2 separate regions of the Homo sapiens genome follow, and region 1 is linked to region 2. A link is a loop called in an ENCODE intact Hi-C map of the cell type or tissue named here. Cell type or tissue: GM12878. All regions are shown on one strand.

What was found. Peaks named below come from ENCODE experiments on the same cell type or tissue, not always from the same donor. Only the 100,000 strongest peaks of a DNase experiment are listed, where the experiment ranks them.
Region 1: it touches region 2 in a loop (4-fold over the local background); 1 of 110 quality-filtered maps calls a loop at or near these places.

What each region holds. Positions count from the first base shown.
Region 1 is chr11:94,467,262-94,472,261 of GRCh38, reverse strand. It overlaps MRE11 (MRE11 double strand break repair nuclease), which reads left to right. Exons shown (of 20, transcript NM_005591.4): 8 at 503-688; 9 at 1,620-1,791; 10 at 4,369-4,449. Among named protein-coding and RNA genes, the nearest start is that of MIR548L, 3.2 kb to the right of the region's middle. In GM12878, a CTCF peak has its summit at 2,950 (motif pointing right); a DNase peak (open chromatin) is centred at 2,601; H3K4me3 peaks cover 364 bases; H3K27ac peaks cover 2,556 bases.
Region 2 is chr11:93,532,939-93,537,938 of GRCh38, reverse strand. The region is part of intron 1 of SMCO4 (single-pass membrane protein with coiled-coil domains 4); the gene reads left to right. It also overlaps the pseudogene SRP14P2. Among named protein-coding and RNA genes, the nearest start is that of SMCO4, 8.0 kb to the left of the region's middle. RefSeq lists enhancers at 1-275, 1,869-1,938. In GM12878, no CTCF peak of the experiment used is centred here; no DNase peak of the experiment used is centred here; H3K4me3 peaks cover 3,828 bases; H3K27ac peaks cover 2,420 bases.

The sequences.
Region 1 (5,000 bases), 930 kb before region 2:
TGTTTATTTAATATTTGATATTGAAAACTCTTAGCACTTATGTGAGATTGATGTTTTTACTCCCATTATATTTATTAGTAAAAAGATAATGTTAAGAAATTACTGGACATATTTATACTTACTTGCATTTTCTGTGTGTTTTCTCTAGTATATAGTTAGACTGATTTATAGATTTCTACTATTGATAGAATTCATGCTTTTCTGATTGACCAAAGGGGAAATCCTTCCTATGTAAAACCTTTCATGATCTTCCTCCAAATATAGAATTGACTGCTTTCTCTTTTCGGGTTTCCACTTGTCTGTGTCCAATAAGTTTGTAAAGCTCTCAAGGTCAGGAGTTAGCATTGATGATCTTTACATTCCCAATCCTGTGCACACTTTCTGGTACATAGAAGGATGCAATAAAATCTTTAGTGAATGGAGAAAGAAAGATCTGTATAGACTTCAATAATATGAAATTTTTCTAATCACCGAATTTATATTTTTCAAAATCTTGATACAGGAGTAAACATGGAAGTACTAACTTCATTCCAGAACAATTTTTGGATGACTTCATTGATCTTGTTATCTGGGGCCATGAACATGAGTGTAAAATAGCTCCAACCAAAAATGAACAACAGCTGTTTTATATCTCACAACCTGGAAGCTCAGTGGTTACTTCTCTTTCCCCAGGAGAAGCTGTAAAGAAGTGAGTGTTATATATTTTGAGCCAATTTTTAAGAAATCTTTGCTATAATAACTAATCATCTCATAGGTTTAAGGCCTATGTTAAGGTTACCGCTAACTGGCAGTATTGTCATTTATATGATAGCTTTATTTTTGAAAATTGATCATTCTGTGTAGTCTTATTGTTTTTCCAGATTTTAAGCCATTTTCAAAAAGAGAGCATCCAATTGGTGTTATTTTGCTGCTCATTAGGCAAATTCAAGATGCACATTTTTATTATATTTCAAGGTAGATGTTTTAGGTTGATGATTACTAATTTCACAAAGTTCATTATAAAAAATTATCCTAAAACCATTTAATTGAAAATTTTCTGATTATAAGTGCAGTATAATAGATCTCATTTTTAAAACATTTTTGGGGGAATGATATGATTGTAAGAAGTAGTTAACAGTGATTAAACTCAATTTTTATTATGGGTTTTATCTTTTGAATCACTTGAGTTCTGATTGTTACAATGATAATAGGGTTAAAGAATATGGTAGTAGAATCTATGTTGGTTGGTTTTTTTTCTTCATGAGTCCACTGCAAAATCATTTTGTCTATATGTGTACATGTATGTACATATACATAGGTATATAGATGTAATACTATAGTCTACATATGCTACCATCATAGTCCTGTTAACATTTTTTTATGCTTATTATGTCTATCTTACAAGACTGATCAGACAGGGATAATAATGGATGAGTTGATTTTACTCTGGGGAAGGAAAATGTCTACCATCTTTTCCTGTGATGATAACATTAAGGTTAAATTAGCAGAAACATTTATTTTTAAGAGTATGATTTTATAAAGAAGCATTTTTAGAAACTAAGAAATATGAAAGCTTTCGTTTGCACATCACCCTGAGGAAATTTACACTGTGACTCGGTGTTCATTTCTCTCCACTTCAGACATGTTGGTTTGCTGCGTATTAAAGGGAGGAAGATGAATATGCATAAAATTCCTCTTCACACAGTGCGGCAGTTTTTCATGGAGGATATTGTTCTAGCTAATCATCCAGACATTTTTAACCCAGATAATCCTAAAGTAACCCAAGCCATACAAAGCTTCTGTTTGGAGAAGGTAATTCTTTTTGATAAAGTCAATGAGATCTACTTTAGTTGAAGAATTATTCACCTTCAATTAAGTAATTTAATAGAGTAGAGGGAAGCCTTTATGTTGATTACATTCTCATGAAGCCTGTAAGGACACTGTTCTTCAGTGAATGTGTTTAATTGTGTCCAAGATTTTTTTTTTTAAGTCATTGAGAGAGAGGAATACTGGATGTTAAAAAAAATTAAATCTCTCTCCTAGTTTCTTTCTTCCTTTTCAAAAACATAATACATAATCTTTTCTCCTTTTTAATCCTGATTTGATGATTTGTTCATTTTATTTATGAAAGCAGGCAGTAACTTTGATTGAGGAATGGGAGACTATCGTGTGTGAGAAAAGCCTTAGCTTCTAATAATCTGTATTAGGCGTCCCTTTCACCCTGAAAGCTACCCCAAATGAAATGTGAAAAATGTGTTTGCTATCCACCCTATTGCTGCAATGTAAGTCCCAAACCTCCCTCTCTATGCACATTGCCACCCCTAAATCTCTAGAAAATTTCAGCCACTACTAAGGTTGGGTGGATTAATGCATTTAATAATATGTGGTTTGACAGCTTAATTAGCATCACTTGCTGACGCTCAGTTCTTAACTCTGTGTCAGCTGTCCTACTATGTTTTCTTTTCATGAAAAATCAGGTAACATAGTAACAATGATAATAATTATGACCAGTGATACTTACTGATTTACTGTATGTGATGTGCACTGTTGACAGCATTTAATCTAGCCAACAATACTATATGTGAGTAGTTTCTACCATCTATAGTTTAGAGGAACTGAACCTTAGATAAGGTGACTCATTCAGTGTCACAGCTTTTTGAGCAGTGTGTAGCTCACGTAACCAAAAGTGTACGCTTGTTTCAAGATGATTGACTCTAGAAACTCAAACATAGATTAAGATTCTGGCATCCCTAAATCCAATCTCTCAAGCCAAAGAGATAGAAAATGCATTAATTGCTTTTGCATTGATTGATCCAGGCCTGAGTCATGTGCCCTTCCCTGGAGTCAGACCTGGGTTTTTCAACTTTGGCTTAGTTGACATTTTGTACTAATAATTCTTTGTTGTGGGAGGCAGTTCTGTGCACTCTGGGATGTTTAGCAGTATTCTCCCTGGTTTGTACCCACTAGATGCCAGTAGTACCCCTTCTAACTGGTCGTGATGATCAAAAATGTTTACAGACCTTGCCAAATGTCCTTAGAGAAGCAAAGTCACCTCTGGTTGAGGTCTACTGTATGAACTTCACCTAAATCCTGTGGGCTTTGGTGACATGAATCCAGAGAGGAAAGTAGACGCTGGTGACACAAAGTAATAGAGGTTCATTTTAAACACCAGGTGTGCACATAACTTTCTGTTATCTCTGTATTTTATGTACATTTCTGTTATTGTACTTAGTTAAGTTATATTATTTTTTATAAGCATGTGAGTGTCTTCTGAACTCTTTGAGGACAGGACCCATATCTTACTTTTCTGTCTCAGCACTTGACCTAGTACCTGGCAAAATGATGCTCTATAAATGCTTGTTGGATTGAAATAATTGACCTAGGAGATCATATTCTTATAGATTTTCTCTGTGCTGTCTGATATGTATTCACTAGCACATGTGGCGTTTACATTTAATTATTTACATTTAAATTTAAAATTCAGTTTCTCACTTGTACTAGCCACATTTCAAGTACTCTATATCCACATATGGTTTTGGCAACCATATTGAATATGCACATAGAAAAAATTATTGCAGAAAACTCTTTTGGACTTCATTGTTACAGACAGTTTAAAGGACAAGATTATAAAGTCTTAGATGTGAAAGAAATCTGAGGACAAAAACACTTGTTCTGTATTGTTCTTGAGATCAGGACCAAGTTATAGGAAGGCAGTTTTTGTTCCAATACAAGAACTTTCTAAGAACTAGAATTGTTCAGCTATGAAGTTGGCCATCTGGAGATATCTAATCACTGTGCACACAGCCATTTATGAAAATAATCTAGTGCTGTCTCCTTGTAACTTGGTTTTACCCTTAAGAACAATATAGAACAAGTGCTTTTGTCTTCAGAACTCTTTCAAGTCTAAGATGTTATAATCTTATCCTCTCAGAGTATGAGACAACTCCACATATTTGAAAACATCAGTCTTATTTTCTTTTACCTTGAACTCTTCCAAGATAAATAATCTAAAGTCCTTGCTTATTGATCCCTAAATCTTCTGGTGAGTCTCCCATGGATCATATGACTGCAAAAACTAGACTTACTTGGTTTTAAGTTGGTAAGCTGAGGAAAGCCTTATTGAAACATGAGTAGTAATATTTTAAGTTTTATTCTAAAAGAATTATTTTAGAGATTGAAAAATTATGAAGAACTTTCATGAAAGGAAAACATTAAGGAATAGTATTAAAGGAGCATTACAAGAAGGTATATTTGAAAAGGTGTCATAAATGACCTAGGAAATAAAGATGATTATGTAGTTCAGGAAAATTCCTGTGGTAATAAGCTGCTATTCAGCCAAGTTAAACTCAGTTTACTACGTTGTTTTTTAATCTTTTTAAAAATTTTGAGATTGAAGAAATGCTTGAAAATGCTGAACGGGAACGTCTGGGTAATTCTCACCAGCCAGAGAAGCCTCTTGTACGACTGCGAGTAAGTCCTATTTATATAGATTGAATATTATTAATTTTCAAAGCATAGTAATGTACAGTTTACATGGTTTCTTTGAAAAGTAGTGAGGAGAGTGCTCATAGTAATAAGAAGAGCAATCACCATCGGAGGCAAAAACAAAGATATAAGGATTTGAGTTAATCACAGTTTAAGTGATAGGTTTGGTAACTTATTTTTCTCATTTTCTAAATAATTTGTTGTTATATTTAATAGATTGGCTGAGCTCTCTGGCTTCATCTTTAACTACCTCCTCTACTCACTTCATTCCAGGCATCTTGGCCTTCTCGCAGTTTCTTGGGCATGTGGGATGTGCTCTTATCTCCCTTTAGTCTGCTCCCGTGTCACCTCACTGCAGCCCTATCATCAAGATTGCAGCCCCTACCTTCTCTCCAGTGCCCTGATTTCACTTACCTTCTTCTGCTTCCTCTTTTCTTCTTATTTTTTTCCCCGTAACACATCCTTCTAATCTATGTACGGTTTATTTGTTTTGGTTATTATTAGGATTGTTTCCTGTGCCTATAAATCTGCTTATC
Region 2 (5,000 bases):
TTTGGGCTGTGTTCTCGCTGCGAGGAGGAAGCCAGGTTACCTCTGTTGGACCTGCCTGCTCCCAGCATCTCCAGCAACAAGCTGTCTCTGCCGGTGAGTCACTCCGTGCAAGAGTCTGCTCACCCACTTTCTGCTTGATGTTTACACTTTTCCCTCAAAGAGGGAACCTCTTCTTGTTCTGAGGGCACTTCTCGGCAGTCCCCTAGAGTGTCCAGTTGTTTCTTTTGTGGGGTAAGAACCCGTGCCAGACAGGTACATGTTTTAATGGGAGAAGAGCATTTCTGCCTGTGGATATGAGCTGTCATGCCTACCTCTTGAACATTATGTCCTGAGCAAAGCCCTTTTCTCGTTCTTTTTGCTTCGTGTTTAGGTGCGTGTTTGGGTGTGTTTGCTTTAATTATTACTGGGAAGCAAAAAAGATATTTATCAAAGGTTTAAATCTATAGCAGTGCCCCTGCAAGCAGAAAGAAGAAGTATATATTTAGCCAGGATATCATTGATTTATCACCCTTTTTTCCATTTTGTTCCTGTTTTGTTGGCAGGACCATCTGATTTGTATACTGGTTCAGTTTGGATTTCAGTAGTGAGTGTGAAAAGATTCCTGGGCTGTTTGCCGAAGTGGAGGGACTCAAATGCGTGGGCTTCAGGGCTGCCAGTCTTGGCTGTCCCTGCAATCCCAGGAGCCTGGCACATGGTGCCTTTGTCAGGAAGGTGGAGTTTGGCCAGGCCGTTTCTTTGGCTTTGCCTGGGAGCAGCTCTGCTGGTGACAGTGGAGGCCTCCCTCTGCCGTGGGAAAGGGAATTCTCTCTTGATTCCGGTTTTGGCTTATTTCTCATCCTATAGGGATGAGAGGGAGGAAGGCCCCAGAACTAGTGAGTTTTGGTGATGAGCAGGTTCAGGGTAGGACTGGTTTGCAGCTTCCACAGAGCTTTTACAGATGTTTTCCTTGCATCCCACATTTTCCTTCTTCCTTGTTAGTCCCAATTCAGTCTGTCATCAGTACTGCAGAAATTGGCTTGAACTTTGTCAGTCTTGGGAAGACCTGGAAGTGCAGCATAGAAACCTGTTCAAATTGGTGCAGCAATTTCACATCAGCATAAGTAGCTTGTTTTGGTGGTGGTGGTTTTTTAATCAGTTTAGGTGCTTTTTTTCTGAAATCATATAGGTAATATGTAAATGTATTCTCCTGCAGCCTGCCCTTGCATTTAAATAGTGCAGAAGGACACAGCAGACTTGTCACATTCCCCTTCACCCAGCACCCCTCCCCAGGTGCCAGCTCCTCCAGGTCCTCAGAGATAACTGGTGTTAGCAGTTGGATCCGTGTCCTGAAACTGTCAAGCCTGTATACACAAATACACTATGGTTTTCCTTCTTTTAGAAGCATGAATCTGATTGCATCATACTGCTTTTTTCACATAGTATATTTTCGAGAGCTTTTCATGCATGTAGCTCTTCTCTGTTCTTTTAATTTGTCTTTTATTTGCCTACAAAATATTTTCCAGTGTAGTTATGTCATAATTTATGAATTGGTCCCCTACTGGTAGACATATAAACTAACTCATTAGTTTTGCTATTATATCTTCATTCATACATATTAGTATGCACATGTTTCTCTAGGAGTAGAATTGGCATGTCAAATGTTAAATTCATTTAAAATGTTGCAGCAGTACCCATACTATGCTCTCAAGAGATGTGCTAGTTCCTGTTGTCAGTGGTAATGGGCTGCCATTCCCCTGGGTGAAAGAAATGGATCATTGTTCAGTAGGCATTTCATTTATTATTGGTGAGGTTGCAAACCTCATCATTTGGCTTCTTTTTTTTTTCTTGATAAACAGACATGTTTAATGATAGCTTGCTCTTCACAGAGATGTCTACGGAGACTTTTTATCTATAATCCAGGAGTATATAACCATGCAGCACAGACCAATTAGCCAAATGCAAAATAAACTAGATTCTTACCACAACTATCCTATAAACACTGCAACTATTCTTTCCAAAAAGACCCTAATCTTATGTGAAAACACCTACTGTGGGGGAACCAGAAACCTAGCTATGTGGCCAAAAGGAAAAAATAGCAATTCAGTGGTTAATTGGTGAAAGCAGGAAATGTATGTCCTTTACTGTGCTGCTGTTGCTGCTGCTGCTGCTGCTTTGGTCTTCTTAGTTTTGTTCTTTTTGTCTCTCTTCTTCAGCCCATCCATGTTAGCTCTCAGGAGGTTTGAATAAGCCATCTGAAACTTATTCACTTCCTCGGAGCTCACCACTGTGCTGATCTTCTTTTTCCCATCGGTAGCTCTTAACAGACACTTGTTGTCTGCAGGCTCAAAGCCCTCCACAGTACCTTTCTTTGGAATGGATTTGGTTCGACTGTCATACTTCTTCAAGGTGATATGATGCTGCCTGATGTCCAGCACTTCTGGAAAAGTCTGGTCAGCTCCGTCAGGAGCTGCTCGCTCTCCAACAACACCATCGCGGCGACTCTGGCTCGACTCCCTCTGCTTAAGCCCCTAGCAGTGAGAACTGGTTATTTGGCTTCTTGATTCTTATTGCTGAGATCGTAGATGTTAAGAGTGGTGGGTCCATAGCAACTATAGAAGATGAGGGAACCAAACCCTCAAGGACCATGGCTCAGCTCAGGGTGGTGTAAGCGTCATGCCACCAGTGGTGGCATTGTGGTACCTGGAAGCAAGAGCTCCTGATTTCACATTCTCTGTTTCTCCCGGATGCTAGTTATGGTAATAGGACATTTTAATTTTGGTGTAACTTGCCAGAGTATTTCTCCAAACCTTTCATCTGAGGAATCAAGGGTCCGTAAGTATTAAGATCAGTCTGTCCTGTGCTGCTGAGGCGTGGATTGGAGACTGGGGAGGGGCACTGGGAAGACACTTAAAGATTGCGTGCTGGAAAATCAGGCACTGTTGCTTCTGGAAAAGCCTCCAGGAATGTGGTAAAGCAGATGTTTTCTTCTAGTTGCATGTGATTATTCCCCCTCTCCTGGCTTGCTATGGGAATATTGTGGTGCTTTGACCCTTAGCAGGATGCTCTGGGGAGAAGCGATGACTTCTTAGAAGGTGTTTGAGGGGTGTGACACAATGGGCTGGCAGAGAAGGCGTCTGGTGGCTTCCATGAATGGGCTGATCTCGGGGCCCTCCCTGCAGGCTGGGCTGTCCAGTGGACACAGTGGGCTTCGGAAAGCCCTGGCTTACTGGACCACAGAGTCCTTTACCTATTGCTCAAAGGGGCAGAGAGCAGGAGTGGTGGAGGGGGAACCCTTGGGAGATGAAGGGACTGCAGAGTTGAGCCACACTGGACCCAGCTCCCATTCAGCACCTTATGGGTGTGTGCCTTGAGCAGCTATTTTATCTCCCTGGGCCTCAGCTTTTCCCTGTAAGTTAGGAATAATAATTAGTACCTGCCTCACAGGGTTGTTGTGAAGATTAAAAGAATAATGTTTATAAATCTCTCAGCATATTACCTAATTAGTACTTGGTAATTGTAAGTAACTCCACCTATTTGTGTTCCCTTTTCCATATATATATGTATCTCTCTCTCTCTCTCTCTCTATATATATATATATATATGTATGTGTATATATATGTGTATATATGTATATGTGTATATATGTGTATATATGTATATATATGTGTGTGTGTATATATGTATATATATATGTGTTTGTGTGTGTGTGTGTGTGTGTGTGTGTGTGTGTGTGTGTGTGTGTGTATATATATATTTTTTTTTTTTTTTTGAGACGGAGTCTCATTTTGTCGCCCAGGCTGGAGTGCTGTGCCGCGATCTTAGCTCATTTCAACCTCTGCCTCCCAGGTTCAAGCAATTCTCCTGCCTCAGCCTCCCTAGTAGCTGGAATTACAGGTGTGCGCCACCACGCCTGGCTAATTTTTGTATTTTTAGTAGAGATGGGGTTTCACTGTGTTTGTTGGCCAGGCTGGTCTTGAACCCTGGACTTAAAGTGATCTGCCCACCTTGGCCTCCACAAGTGTTGGGATTACAGGCGTGAGCTACCACACCTGGCTAATAACTGTTTTAAAATGAGTGACTACATATCATATTTGCATATTACATAAGTAGACTTAATCTGGTAACATTAAAGAGAAGAGGTCAGGAGATTAGTAGCTGTCGGGGCAGATGAGGGTGGGGGCTATGGGAATTAAAAGGGATGAAGGTGGGAGGCTTCGGTGGAGGCCTTAGGTGGGGCAGGAGAGTTGAGTTGGGATGTTCTCTTCCAATACCATTGCTCCTGCAGAATCCCCTCCTTTGTGCACATCAGAGCCCCACACGCAGAGGCCTTTTCTCTTTTTTTAGATAGACTGAGGGTTAGGGGATTGCTAGTGCAACCTCTACCCTTTATTTCGAGGTGGCTGAGTGGGGCCCTGAAAGCCAAAGTGTCTGCCTCAAGCTACACAGATGGCCAGGACAGAGCACAAGTAGGCCCAGCTCTCTGTGCTCTGGGGAGTTGAGATTTCTTTCCCTTCTTCCCTGCACTGCCATGTGTTGCTTATAGCCAGATGCAGGAAAGAGACATGGTGTTAGGCACTTTACAAAGGTCTGCCGTTTACTCCTCCCAAGGTTCTTGTGAGATGAGGTTGAGATATGCATGTTCTTCTATTCCTACAGTGCCAGCCACAGGTTGATGTCTGCTGGTTTCATTCCCCTGGTCACCTGTAATCAAGGGGAGGGCAAAGACTGGATCCTGCTCCCTCTTTCCCACCACACCATGTATGTCGTTAGTTTTTCCTGCATGGAGCAGCTCTCCTGGGGACTGGTGTGGCAGTCAGTATTATTTATCGAATAAATGAGCAAGATCCAATTCAGTCTTTCCCTGGCTCTCGTGTCTCTGAAAAGAGAACATCTGCCTCTCCGTTTGGCCCTCTGGGATTAGTATAGCACCCCTGCCTGCCTTTAAGCTTATCCTCCTTCACTCAGAATTCATTCAGGAAATACACTGTTCTAGGTGTTGGTGATTTTGCACTGAACAGAAG